Regions from separate parts of the Homo sapiens genome. Here all the other regions are linked to region 4. A link is a contact called in ENCODE Hi-C or POLR2A ChIA-PET data. All regions are on one chromosome and are shown on one strand. The core of a region is the stretch at or near the end of the contact, and the rest is flanking DNA. Distances in the headings are between cores, read along the strand shown.

Evidence for each region. A loop is a pair of places that touch in the nucleus more often than their neighbours do. ChIA-PET counts read pairs that join two places held with the same protein, here RNA polymerase II (POLR2A). Pooled maps may share reads with other maps.
Region 1: a map with no recorded cell type shows a loop between it and region 4 (2.2-fold over the local background). The contact joins the enhancer-like site here to the promoter of SCYGR3 in region 4. A Hi-C loop is called at or near these places in 1 of 37 single-sample maps with no recorded cell type and 5 of 50 pooled maps. POLR2A ChIA-PET finds 5 or more read pairs at or near these places in 1 of 52 experiments (Caco-2).
Region 2: a pooled map shows a loop between it and region 4 (2.1-fold over the local background). The contact joins the enhancer-like site here to the promoter of SCYGR3 in region 4. A Hi-C loop is called at or near these places in 2 of 37 single-sample maps with no recorded cell type and 9 of 50 pooled maps. POLR2A ChIA-PET finds 5 or more read pairs at or near these places in 1 of 52 experiments (naive thymus-derived CD4-positive, alpha-beta T cell).
Region 3: a loop to region 4 is called in a map with no recorded cell type, with 2.4 times the contacts of the local background. The contact joins the enhancer-like site here to the promoter of SCYGR3 in region 4. A Hi-C loop is called at or near these places in 1 of 168 maps with a recorded cell type or tissue (posterior vena cava), 1 of 37 single-sample maps with no recorded cell type and 5 of 50 pooled maps. POLR2A ChIA-PET finds 5 or more read pairs at or near these places in 1 of 52 experiments (Caco-2).

Annotation. Positions count from the first base shown.
Region 1 is chr2:227,460,543-227,463,815 of GRCh38, forward strand. No RefSeq gene overlaps it. Among named protein-coding and RNA genes, the nearest start is that of MIR5703, 10 kb to the right of the region's middle. RefSeq lists enhancers at 2,129-2,188, 3,089-3,148. Within about 2 kb of position 1,714, at least 3 of the 41 ENCODE cell types and tissues checked have a DNase peak (open chromatin) inside an H3K27ac peak, as active enhancers do.
Region 2 is chr2:227,414,186-227,417,388 of GRCh38, forward strand. No RefSeq gene overlaps it. Among named protein-coding and RNA genes, the nearest start is that of SCYGR1, 28 kb to the left of the region's middle. Within about 2 kb of position 1,511, at least 19 of the 41 ENCODE cell types and tissues checked have a DNase peak (open chromatin) inside an H3K27ac peak, as active enhancers do.
Region 3 is chr2:227,481,683-227,484,727 of GRCh38, forward strand. The region is part of intron 1 of AGFG1 (ArfGAP with FG repeats 1); the gene reads left to right. Among named protein-coding and RNA genes, the nearest start is that of AGFG1, 11 kb to the left of the region's middle. Within about 2 kb of position 1,454, at least 4 of the 41 ENCODE cell types and tissues checked have a DNase peak (open chromatin) inside an H3K27ac peak, as active enhancers do.
Region 4 is chr2:227,613,431-227,616,768 of GRCh38, forward strand. SCYGR3 (small cysteine and glycine repeat containing 3) reads right to left here and starts at 1,410. Exons shown (of 1, transcript NM_001395404.1): 1 at 1,108-1,410. The coding sequence starts at 1,410. The coding sequence ends at 1,108. It also overlaps the pseudogene SLC19A4P.

The DNA.
Region 1 (3,273 bases), core at 464-2,963, 150 kb before region 4:
AGTGTCTGGCAGATAGTAAGCATTCTATGTACTTGGATAGTAATAGCATTCCAAATATTACTTATCCAATCCATAGTATTGGATATGTAAAAGCATAGAAAAAAGGTCTGGAAAGGTAACGATGTGCTGCGACTGCTGGACGAGGCGATGTGAATGGGAGAGTGTGAGCTGTGGGCTGGGGAACTTTTGGCTTTACTGGCTGTGTTAGCTTCCCAGGGCTTCTGTAACAAACTGTCACAAGCTAGGTGGTTGAAAATAACAGGGATTTATGCTCACAATTCTTTATGCTACAGGTGAGGAATCAAGGAATCAGCAGGTCCAAAGGCTCTAGGGAAGAATCCTTCCTTGCCTCTTCCAGTTTCTGGTGGTCCTAGGTGTTCCTCGGCTCGTGGCAGCATGACTCCCACCTCTGCCTCCATCATCACATGGCCTTCCTCCCCGTATGTCTGTATGTGTCCTCTCTTCTTCTCATAGAGACACTAGTCATTGGATTTAGGGCCCACTCTAAATCAGAATGATTTCATCTTGAGTTCTCCAATGAATCACATCTTCAAAGGTCCTATTTCTAAATAAGGTCACATCCTGAGGTTCTGGTTGAATGTGAAGTTTTAGGAGATGCTTCAACTCACTATACCAGCATTGTTTTGTTTTGTTTTGCTTTCTTTTAAAAATGAGATTATATTCATGTATTACTTAGGATTTTTTTTTTTTTTTTTTTTTTTTTGAGACAGAGTTTCACTCTGTTGCCCAGGCTGGAGTGCAATGGTGCAGTCTCGGCTCACCGCAAACTCTGCCTCCCGGGTTCAAGCAATTCTCCTGCCTCAGCCTCCCGAGTAGCTGGGATTACAAGTGTGCGCCACCATGCCTGGCTAATTTTGTATTTTTAGTAGAGATGGGTTTCTCCATGTTGGTCAGGCTGGTCTCGAACCCCCAGTCTTGGGTGATCCACCCACCTCAGCCTCCCAAAGAGCTGGGATTACAGGCATGAGCCACTGTGCCTGGCCCTACTTAGGATATTAAACAACAAAATGAAACAAGAAAATATATATATAAAATATAATATACATTATACTATGGGAAGCTAATGTATACATGTATACACTTGCTTATTCTGTCTAGGTTGTAGAGGAGGTTGTTGATGGGAAAAGAGGGAAATACAATGATTGCTAACACTTGTAGAATGCTTACTATCTGCCAGACATTGTTTTAAGTGCTTTTCGTATATTAAATCACTTAATCCTCATTGGAACCTTATGAAGTAGGTGGTATGATCATTTCTATTTTATAGGTGAAGAAACTGAAGCACAGAAAAGTTAAGTTGCTTGCTCAAGCTCCCAGGGGAGATCCAGGCTTGGACAGTCTGATTCAGAAACTTTGCTGATACCACCATGCTGTACTGTCCTTCATGTATGGGCACACATAGGCGATACAGGTCTGAGTCAAGAAAATTTGACATCACTTCCTAAACACACACACTCTCCTTTTTCTCCCCAAATAAAGCATCTATAAATGAATGTTGTTTCTGTGGTTAGATGTGTTTGGAGAATTTTATCTGCAGAATCTTCCAAACTGAACATTGTCTGATATTTACTTAGAAGAAATAAAAACTTCCATGAACTGAGTGAAAAATAGTTGTTCATGTATATCACTGATTGCTGTTCAGATCACTTAGAGCACAATGGATTTCAACCAGTCAAAGTGCAGCAATGCTCTGAGCAAAGGGTAGCCGCACACAAGGTGGTTCACTTAACGGCAGCTTCTGGCAAATTGCAGCTAAACTGCAGTTCCAGTTGACTTGGTAACTTACAAACAGCACACGCTGAATGGAAAAGGAATTGGTATACCATATTTAAAACAATGAGAATAATGATAGCAGTGCTTCCATTAATGCCAGATGCTGTGCTGAGTACATTTTCTTACTCTGTTCTTACTGTAACCTTCTGAATCATTAATGCCCCAGAGGTGGGGTGGTGACTAATGATAAACTGATAAGGGTATCCTTATGGTAAAAATGGCCATGACCTTGTTCCTGTAAAGTTGCTCCAGGGACTTCCCCACTCATAAGCGGACTTGGAATTTTCGCCGTAAGTCCTTTGCTATAAGTTCTACGCACATTCAACAGGGACACCTCTGTGTAGCAAGTTACCTAAATGAATATTCAGGCTGTTTTCACTCTGGGAACTTGGTATGTGTAAATTTTCAGGTAATTTCCCTCATTTGAATAACTTCTTGAGTGAAAACAGGTCCTTCAAGTGCACATCCTGGAGCCCCGGGGCTGGCATAGCATCCTTATAAAGCAGAAACCTCAGGCTAACAGAGCCCAGTTATGTCCTGGGATGTTTGTATTCCTAGAGCCCAGCTCGAGACCAGGAAGTGCCTCCTAGGTTTTCCTGTTTCCATGTGGCCTTGGTTTGGATTCACAAGAAAAGGATTCAACAGAGTACAGTGCTGACTGTACCGGTTAAATTATGGCCTCTAAAGTCCAACCACTGGCCTTCCAATCCCAGCTCCATCACTTCCCAGCTATGTGACCTTGGCAAGCCCTCAACTCGGGAGCCTTAGTTTCTTCATCTGTAAAATGGATATAACAATAAAATCTATGTCCAAAGGCTGCTGTGAGTATTAACTGGGTGCTTAGTCAACCGGGAAACATTAGTCACTGGTATTGGGGGATCAACGGTGGAGCTCTATGCAATCGATTCTCTTCTCAGGGGATGGGGTATGATGGCAACATCAGTCAACTGGGCTCAAGGGAATTACTTTGCACTCAGTTCAGCACATGCTGTCTAATGAGCCATTGCCTATCTGCCAGCATTTGTTGAGAAATACAAAAAGAAAGAGAGGAGGTTTTTTTAGAGACCCACTTTTAAAATACCCCCATCTGACCCCTTCAAAATGGAGGGCTGATGGGTAGCGTCCATTTTCCTTTTCTGTAGGCCCAGCAAGCCCCACTAATGTTTCTTTTCTGATAACTAAAGCAGGTTTCTCTCCCCACAGGGGCCTCTTTCTTTCCCCTGAACCAGAAGGGAAGATCCCCTTTCTCTTTTCAGTAATGGGCAAGAACAAAGTTCCATTGACAACGTGAATGGAGCATTTCTTACCCTGGACTCTCTTCGCACTGCAGAGGCAGGGACCTTTTCTCTCCCGCTTGGCTTCTGAAGATTATGATTCAAGTCCTCTACAGGCGACTAGGGCAGCCCAGGAATCCTGATTCTGGCACGAACTGACCAAGGGAGGGAGGCTGCTTGGTTGCAGAGCCTCCATGCACAGAAG
Region 2 (3,203 bases), core at 261-2,760, 200 kb before region 4:
ACAGTGAAATGAACACATTCCCTCATCTCATATAGCTACCTTTTTGTGTGTGGTAGAAATACCTAACAACTGCTCACTTAGCAAATTTCCAGTATACAGTACATTATTATTATAATTATTATTATTCTTAGAGACAGGGTCTCACTCTGTTGCCCAGGCTGGAGTGCAGTGACAGTCACAGCTCACACTGCCGCTTCAAACTCCTGGCCTCAAGCGATCCTCCCACCTCAGTGTCCTGAGTAGCCAGGACTACAGTTTTGTGCCACCACACCTGGCTAATTTCTTTTTAAATTTATGTTATACCTTTTGTAGAGACGGGAATCTCACAATGTTGCCTAGGCTGGTCTCGAACTTCTGGCTTCAAGCAATCCTCCTGTCTCAGCCTCCCAAAGTGCTAGGATTATAGGTGTGAGCCACTGTGCCCGGCCACAATACAATATTATTATTAACTATAGTGTCCCTCCCAAACTAATATGCTGAAGTCCTAACTCCAGTGCCTTAGAATGTGACTGTATCTGGAGATAGAGATAGGGTCTTTAGAGAGGTGAATAAGTTAAAATGTGGTCATTAAGGTGGGCCCTAATCCTGATAAAGAGGGGGAGATTAGGACAGACAGACACAGAAGGCAGGCCACGTGAAGACACAGGGAGAAGATGGCCATCTGCAAGCCAAGGAGAGAGGCCTTAGGAGAAACCAACCTTACCAATATCTTGTTGTCGGACTTCCAGCGTCCAGAACTGTGAGGAAATAAATTTCTGTTGCTTAAGGCACCTAATCTGTGGTTCTTTGTTATGGCAGCCCTAGCAGCCCATTGGCTATTTTTGCACTACACAAGTTGCAGAGTTGAGTAGTTACAACAGAAGCTGTATGGTGAGCAAGGCCAAAAATATTCAGTAGCTGGCTCTCCACAGACATTGTTTGCCAAGGCTAGGCATGGTAGCTCACCTGTAATCCCAGCACTTTGGGAGGTCAAGGTTGGTGGATCTTTTGAGCTCAGGAGTTTGAGATCATCCTGGGCAACATGGCAAAACCCCATCTCTACAAAAAAATACCCACGACCCGCCCCCGCCAACCAAAAAAAAAAATTAGGCATGCTGGCATGCACCTGTAGTCCCAGCTACTTAGGAGACTAAGGCAGGAGGATCACTTGAAACTAGGAGGCTGAGACGGCAGTGAGCCATGATCGTGCCACTGCACTCCAGCCTGGGCTACAGAGTGTGACCCTGTCTCAAAAAAAAAAAAAAAAAAAAAAAAGAAAGAAGAAAGAGAGAGAGAGAGAGAAAGAAAGAAAGAAAGAAAAAAAAAAGAAAAGAAAGAAAGAAAGAAAAAGAAAGAGAAAAAGAAATGATTCGCCAATCCCTGATACAGACAATTGTTTCAAGGTCATATACCTGGTACATCCCAGAGTCAGGATTTGAACCCCAGTCAGCACCAGTGACTCCTGTTCCCTGCCCTACCCCCTGAGAGCAGGCTGCCTCCCCTCAGCCAGGAGGGCTGGAGCTCAAACAGTAAAGTCAGCATGGTTCTTTTCTTTTCTTCAGTTCATGCTCTGCCCTGTGGGCAGCTGTTGTGGGGAAATGCTGAGTCATAAATAATTCTTACATTAATGCCAAGGCAGCCGGAAGGGAAATGTCAGTAGGAAATGGTATTTCAAATAAGTACAAATTTCATAATTCAGCCAATTTTTTAGACCATTTCTCGCAGCAACATTTTCTTATTTTGAGTTTTGGTAAACTCATAATCATTTATAAATGTGGATAAAACCTACCTTCATTTGGACATGTGACCCAGATATATACATGATATAGAATGGGCCAAACAGATCAGAGCAAAGAGAGGAACAATTGGTCTTATGTATAACTGGCCCTTGTATCTTTACATCACCCAAGACAATTATAGTATTGTGACATTCACTGTTTGAGCTTATCATTGAGAAGCTCCAGGAAGCTTCGATTTCTACTCAACAGAATGGCTCGTTAGTATAATTTTATCCTCTCAGAAATATATTGCAGAAGTCAGCCGTCACAGTCAGCTTCATTTCCTTGAAGGCCTCTTCAGGGTAGTGCCCAGAGACACAAGGGTTGCCAATACCGGTGTCTGCAGGTCCAGGAGCGTGGGTTAAGGAGTGAAGCCAGTTAGGCAGAGAAAACACCGTCCTCCGCCCCACCGCCCCCAGCCCATTGTGGTTATGAGGAAACATAGGCCAGCTGTTCCCAAATCTTCTGCTTTTTCACAAGAAGCCGGAAATCCAGATTTGATGTGAAATTTCCTAATTTCTAAATCTTGGCAACTAATTCAAATAAAAAAAAATAAAAACACAGATTTTTCTTTTTTTTTTTTGCCTGTGGTTTGGACCCCACCATAGGACCCCTGTTAATGACTCCTGCTCTGGTGAGACTCCATGGCCAGGGTGAAGGGCAGGGGTGAAGGGCAAGGGTGAAGGTCGAAATTAGTCTGAACTCACTGGTGTTCATCATTCCTCATGGCAAAACCTTGCTTCCAGGTGTGGTCTTCCCCCGTGCGTTTCTGTGGCTGTATCTGACTTACCCAGTCTCATACCCAGTTTTTCTCTTCCCTTTATTTCTGGATACTGAAATTCTTGGGGTTATTTAAGCCACAGCTGTTTAAAAATGTCAGCATCTGAACCTCATGTTCCCAAGCAAGGAACTGTTGACTGAGTTGGGTCAGCAGGAAGGAATGGACTAGATTTTCTGCCACCCTGACAATGTTTTCTAAACCTGGAGCGAGGCTTCCTGACTCTGTCTCTGCCACTTTTCACATAGGAGTTGCCAAGGAACAGATGAAGGGATACTAAAAATACAAGCTTTGCCATCTCTGTGTTCTTTTTTCTTCAAATCTTTTCTCCATAAATGCCTCGCCTCTTGAATCTCCATTTGTTTTTCTCATTTGTTCAATCATTTATTCACTCAGTAAACATTTATGAAGCAAATAATGTGTGCCAAGTACCACCTTAGGTGCGGGGAGGGCCAAGGCAAATCAGACTTGGTCCCTGACAGTGAAGGGCCTACGTCTATGGTGAGTGAATGTTTGCGTCCTCCTCAAATTCATACGTTGACATCCTAACCCCCAAGGTGATGGTATTAGGAGGTGGGGACTTTGGGAGGTGATTAAGTCATGACGGCCTAACCCTTATTAATGGTATTAGTGCCTTATAAAAGAGACCCCAGAGAGCTCTGTTGTTC
Region 3 (3,045 bases), core at 204-2,703, 130 kb before region 4:
CACATAGTAGGTGTATGTATTTATGAGGTACACAAGATAGGAGTTTTGATACAGGCATGCAGTATGAGATAAACACATCATGGTAACCCTCTGTCTCTTGTGGGTTAATACCTTCTTATTCCTTTACTGTCATTTCGTTGTGGGTTTGGGCATGTGAAGAGATTTAGATTTTGTCCACTACTTTTTTTTTTTTTTTTTTTTTTGAGACAGAGTCTCGCTGTTGCCCAGGTTGGAGTGCAGGGGCGCGATCTCTGCTCACTGCAAGCTCTGCCTCCCGGGTTCACGCCATTTTCCTGCCTCAGCCTCCCACGTAGCTGGGACTACAGGCGCCCGCCACCTTGCCCCGCTAATTTTTTGTATTTTTAGTAAAGACGGGGTTTCACCATGTCAGCCAGGATGGTCTCGATCTCCTGACCTCGTGATCTGCCCGCTTCGGCCTCCCAAAGTGCTGAGATTACAGGCGTGAGCCACCGCACCCAGCCTTGTCCACTACTTTTAACTAGAATGCCTTAATTAGGTTTAAGTCATAACTTGAATATTATTTTTTAGATGCTTGCTCTAAGTGTTACAAGGACCTTATGGTGTAGTATTTGTGGCTTTCCCAGAAACTCAGAATAACAATAGGGATTTATATCATGCTTATTATTATATATAGAAAGCTAAATATATTCAGTTTTTTAATGTTGGACTCTGGATAGACGAATATTTTGGACTAGCCAACATATACGGTGTCTTGGCATCAATAGTTTGTAGATTTGATAACCTACTAAAGGCACCTTCCTTCCATCTGTTCTAGATTTTAAATGTATAATTTTATGCTATGAAACATATGTAATATTTTTAGTAAATAACTAGGATGGGCTAGATCTAAATGTCAACTTTATTACTTTCTGCCAGTATTATTGGCAACTACATAAACTTCCACAGGTTATTAAAAATATTTTTACCAGCTTCTCCCACAGCAGGAGAAAAACAATTAATAAAACTAACTAAATAAGCTTTCCTACTTACTCATCCAGCACAGATTGTTATTTGAATTGAACAAATGGTTATTTGCAAGATTGTTTGAGGCCTAGTTAAGAGCAGCACACTGATGGACATATGGAATGAGCCACACCATCTGGTTACAGTCATACCTGGGTGGTGGTCATTAAAACTAAATCTCCTGGGGATCTGCAGATGTCTTAATTATACTACAAAAATGTATTGGGCTGCACCAGTAGGCTACTTTGAACTTCTTGAAACCAGTTAACTTGCAAACATGTTTTCAAGATATCAAAACTGCAGTTATTGAGTCTTTTTTTTTTTTTTTTTTGCACAAAACTGAAGACTTAAAATGTGTATTTGAGGATCTGGAATGGGTGGTACTTCAGTATTGGCCCCATGAAAGTAATGTGGTTTACTTACCCAACACTTTCATCCAATAGTTATGACTAATATGACAGAAAAGTGTTTTATAAACCCTGAATTCACCCTGTAGCTAGAAGGGCTTTAGCAAAAAAGGGAAGTGACCTCAGGTTCACATCTTAAAAATACTTGTTTTGATTCACTGCAGGATTTTATTCACTTAAATGATCAAATTTGGTAGGTGAAGATAGTCTGCTAATGATAAATTTAATTACTCTAAAAATTGTGGTTACTATAGATACTAACACGAAATCAGGACTACAGTTTTTTTATTTCTTGACATACGTTATAATTTTTTGGTATGCAGTTCTGTGAATCTTAACATATGTATAGATTCATATAGCCACCACTCAAATTAGAACATGCAAGTTTTCCATCACCCCAAAAAACTTTTAGCCCTTGTTTTTACTGTACTCCTGGCAATTACTGATCTGTTCTCCAACACTGCAGGTTTTGTCTTTCCAAGAATGTTGTGTAAATGGACTCATAACTTTTCTAGATTGCCTTTTTTCACTCAACATATTATCTTTAAGATTAATCCAAGTTAGTTGTTGTTTATCTTAATAGTTTGTTCCTCCTTGTTGCTAAGTAGTATTCCATTGCTTGTTTGTTTTTCCATTTTCTGTTTGAGGAGTTTCTAGTTTTTGATATATATGAATGGAAATGCTGTAAATGTTTATGCTCAAGTTTTTGGGTGAACGTAAGTTTTCATTTCACTTGGGTAAATATCTAGGGCTAGGTTGTATGGCACATGCATGTTTAATTAAAAAATTGGCCAAGTTTTTTTGGTTTTGTTTTGATTTTTCCCTTTTACTTGTGGAATTCCGTTTTCTTTTTTTTATTATACTTTAAGTTTTGGGGTACATGTGCACAACGTGCAGGTTTGTTACATATATATACACATGCCATGTTGGTGTGCTGCACCCATTAACATTAGGTATATCTCCTAATGCTATCCCTCCCCCCTACCCCCACCCTCCATTTTCTTTTATGGTCACAATTGAAATTGTACTATTGATATTAACATTCCAGAGTTAATCAGTATTTTAATCTTCTGTTAATACAAGGTCTTTAAAAATACAAAGTAGTTTCATTTAAGTGGTGTTTCTTTTTTTTTGAGACGGAGTTTTACTCTGTGGCCCAGGCTGGAGTGCAGTGGCGTGATCTCGGCTCACTGCAACCTCTGCCTCCCAGGTTCAAGTGATTCTGCTGCCTCAGACTCCTGAGTAGCTGGGATTGAGGACTGCCACCACACCTGGCTAATTTTTCTATTTTTAGTAGAGATGGAGTTTTAACCATGTTGGCCAGGCTGCTCTCGAACTCCTGATCACAAGTGATCCACCCGCCTGCTGGGATTAAGATTACAGGTGTGAGCCACCGCGCCTGGCTCATTTAAGTGTTATTGTTGGTAAACATATTATTTGTCCCTTTTTTCCTTCTGTTAGTTGGATGTTACTGTAATAAGATGATATTTGTTTAGATTTGCCAGTTTACAGTTTGCTTACCCCTTAGCATCTCAAGACTTTCTTGGGTCATTTTTCTTCTTAAAGTATATACAGTATAAGCTTCTTTAATGAAGATCTCTTAGTTTTTTTTTTGTTTTTTTTTTTTTTTTTTTTTTTTTTTTTTTTTGAGATG
Region 4 (3,338 bases), core at 160-2,659:
CTAAGTGGTCCTCGTGGGGCTGGTGCAAGAACCAGCTTCTCCGGGAGACACACCCAAGGAGCTTGGCTTCCCTCAGCCCCCGCCCCACTGCTCACCCAAGCTGGGATTCCCCGCTCTCTGCCTTGTTTCCTTCTCACTTTGCTGCTAAACTAGCCACAATAAATCAAGAATCTGAAGTCTGCAAAGAAAAGGATCAGGGAATCTCTATGAAAAATTAGCAAAATGGGTGTTTGGGGACATTTTTTATTGTGCATGGGGACACTCTCAGTAGGGTGTATCATTATTTTGATTCTAATGCTGATAGTCTCACATTACAACTGAAAGCTAATTTTGTAGTTTGAAGTGGTTGATACCACAGACTTCCATGATACCTAACATGGCTAAGAGCCAAATTTCATCATTGCCCAAAAGTGGTCAGGCTCCTGAATGATCATATGACCATTTGGAGTCTGAACAGGTATTTATGAGTCCAGACTTCTGTTTCTAAGACTCTATCAAGAGAGAGATTTGGGGAAAGTTTTGGTTTATGATAATGAAGTATCAGGCTGAGTATGTGCCCCCCAAGTCCCTTCCTTCTTTACAAACCCACAGTGAATTAATCATCCACGAATCTATGTGTCTAGTGTAAAGAATTCATCTAGTTTTTTATTCTTTGATTTATCTTTTGGGATAAAACTCATTTTTCCCCATGGACAGACAGTTTAGAGACTGGAAAGAACAAAAGAGATAGCTCTTTGAGAATGATTTAGTATAATTTATTAAGATAAGTGTTGCTTTGTGTATACAAATATACCCAGGCAGCGGTAAAAACAGCACAGAAATGAAGGCAACCTTAGAGGCATTTCAAGGTCTAACTATCTTCACTCCATTTTGTTGAGGTCATGACTTGAGTTGTAATCAACATAGAAGGCTGCATGGTTGTTATTTTTGTTGGTGATGATGATTAAATGCAGGCAGAATCACAAAAAAACTATAGAAATGTGAAATACTCACGGGCAGGTGACAGGTTCAGGTCATGCTTGTGTCCTATTAGTCAGTGGCAGCCAGAAGGGGAAAGCTTACCTACAGCAGTTACCTGCAGCAGCTGCCAGAGGCTGAGGGCCCTACCTAACAGCAGCATTGCTTCTGGCAGCAGCACTTCTGCTGGCAACAGCCCTTCCTACAGCCACAGCCACATGAGCGGCAGGTGCGGCGGCAGCAGCAGATCACAGGTGTGCTGCAACAGCCTCCACAGCAGCCGCGGCAGCAGGGGCAGCAGCTGGAGCAGCAGCCCACCCGGTAGCACCTGCAGGTGGTGCAGCTGCCACAGACACCACCACAGCCACCACCGCAGCCACCACCGCAGCCACCACCGCAGCCACCACAGCCACCACCACAGCCACCACAACTTCCACAACCACAGCAGCCCATGGTGTCAGTAGAGAGGATGCGGATGAAGTGAAGAAGGAGGACTCAGGAGAGGTGAGGAGGTCTGATGCCTCCTTCTCCTGGGGGAGGCCCTTATATACCAACTCTGGAGACAGGAGAGGGAAGGCACATGACCACTTCCTTGTTGTCATTTGACTTGATGTACATGGAAGAATCCCTCCATCTCATATTGACTTTCCTTTCAGACATCTTTGTCTTCACTACATTTTTGGTTTTGTTTATTTTTTTCATAAAACTATATGCCAGTATAAGTTAAAAAGGCCTAAAAGTTCTAGGGAAGCATTCTGGGAGCTGACGTGTGGTGAGGCTGTCCTTAGTAATGACAGCCTTCTCCTTCTTCCTAAGATGCCCTGGGAATACGCGCCATGTGCATAGGTCCATGAGTTGTTAGCAGGGCTTACAAACCCCACACAGCACCAGGCAGTCCCTGCACTGAACAATCTGAGAGCTTCTCAGCGATAGGTACAGTGATATTGAAGGCACAGTCCCTGACTTCAAAGGGCTTGCAATAGTAAGTAACAACGCAAGCTGGGAGGTGTAAATGGCCACAGATTCAAAGGTCACTGCCAAAGTCAGATGCCATCATCCCATTTATTGACCAGTGAAGGCACTGGGGCTGCTCCCTCCCTCCTCATTTGAAGCACATCATTGTGATTTGTCTTCTGCACACCAGGTCTTAATGATTATTTCAAAAGCAGAAATCAATCCTCTTAGGAGTCTGCATTTTGGTGATGTAATTCTTGGTCTGGTTCACTGTAAACTCCACCTCCCGGTTTTAAGCGATTCTCCTGCCTCAGCCTCCCGAGTAGCTGGGATTACAGGCATGTGCCACCATGCCTGGCTGATTTTTGTATTTTTAGTAGAGACAGAGTTTCACCATGTTGGCCAGGCTGGTCTCGAACTCCTGAGTTCAAGCAATCCTCCTGCCTTGGCCTCCCAAAGTGCTGGGATTACAGGCACGAGGCACTGCGCCCGGCCAGGAATTCATTTTTGTCCTTGATTAGGTGATGTCAATTGATGGCTGAGAGAAAAAAGTCTGTGCTAAATAGCCTGGCCTGGGCTCCCTAGAGAGCAGGCTCTTGGGCTATTGGGAGAGCGCAGGGTGGGAACATCGAGGGACACATGGTCCAGAGGTCAGAGAAGCTTGCTGAGCTGAATGAAGGCCCAGCATGGGGAGGAAAGGAGTTTATGGCTCCAAGGAGAAGCCTGTGGCTGTGGATCATGGTGGAGTGTGAGAATTTGTGACCAACAAGAAGCCTGTAAAAAAGGCAAGAAAAATATGAGTGCAAGCAGGGTCTTCTCCATGCATGCTGAGGTAGAGGCTTCTGGCGATCAGTCAGTGCTCAGCAGACAGCAGTCAGCATCTCTGCTGCAGACGAGATCATCCTCCAACTCATTTTGTAACAGGCTCGCTGCCCAAAGCCTGTTTTCCCAACTTGGTAAAATTGTTCTTCAGAAATTTGAGCAAGAGAAAGTGCTGCCACGTCCCTGTGGCTGATTAGAGTTGTTTATTAATGACCTCAAGCTGTCTCTGTGGTATATGGACTAAACAGAGCATTTTCAACTTGTCAGGGAGTTGCTTGAACTGGGGTCGCGGGGACAGTGGAGCTAGAGAGACGTGAATAGGTTTGAAGTTATTAACGAGGCAGAAGCAACAGAATTTGGTGAAAGACTAGAAATGGAACTAAGAGAAAAGAAAGATTCAAAGATAATTTTTAACATGGATTCATATCTTGATGGATACGGAGCAGTGGAGGGAACACACAGTTTTATTTTGGTGGCTAGTTGGTGATCAGGCAGGGAGAATTATGACTTGAGTCTGGAGCATGTGACATTGGAGGTGTCCCTGAAACTCCAAGGGGAGAAGGTGGAATGGAGAGTGGCTATTGATGGATTTTGTAGTCCGCAGG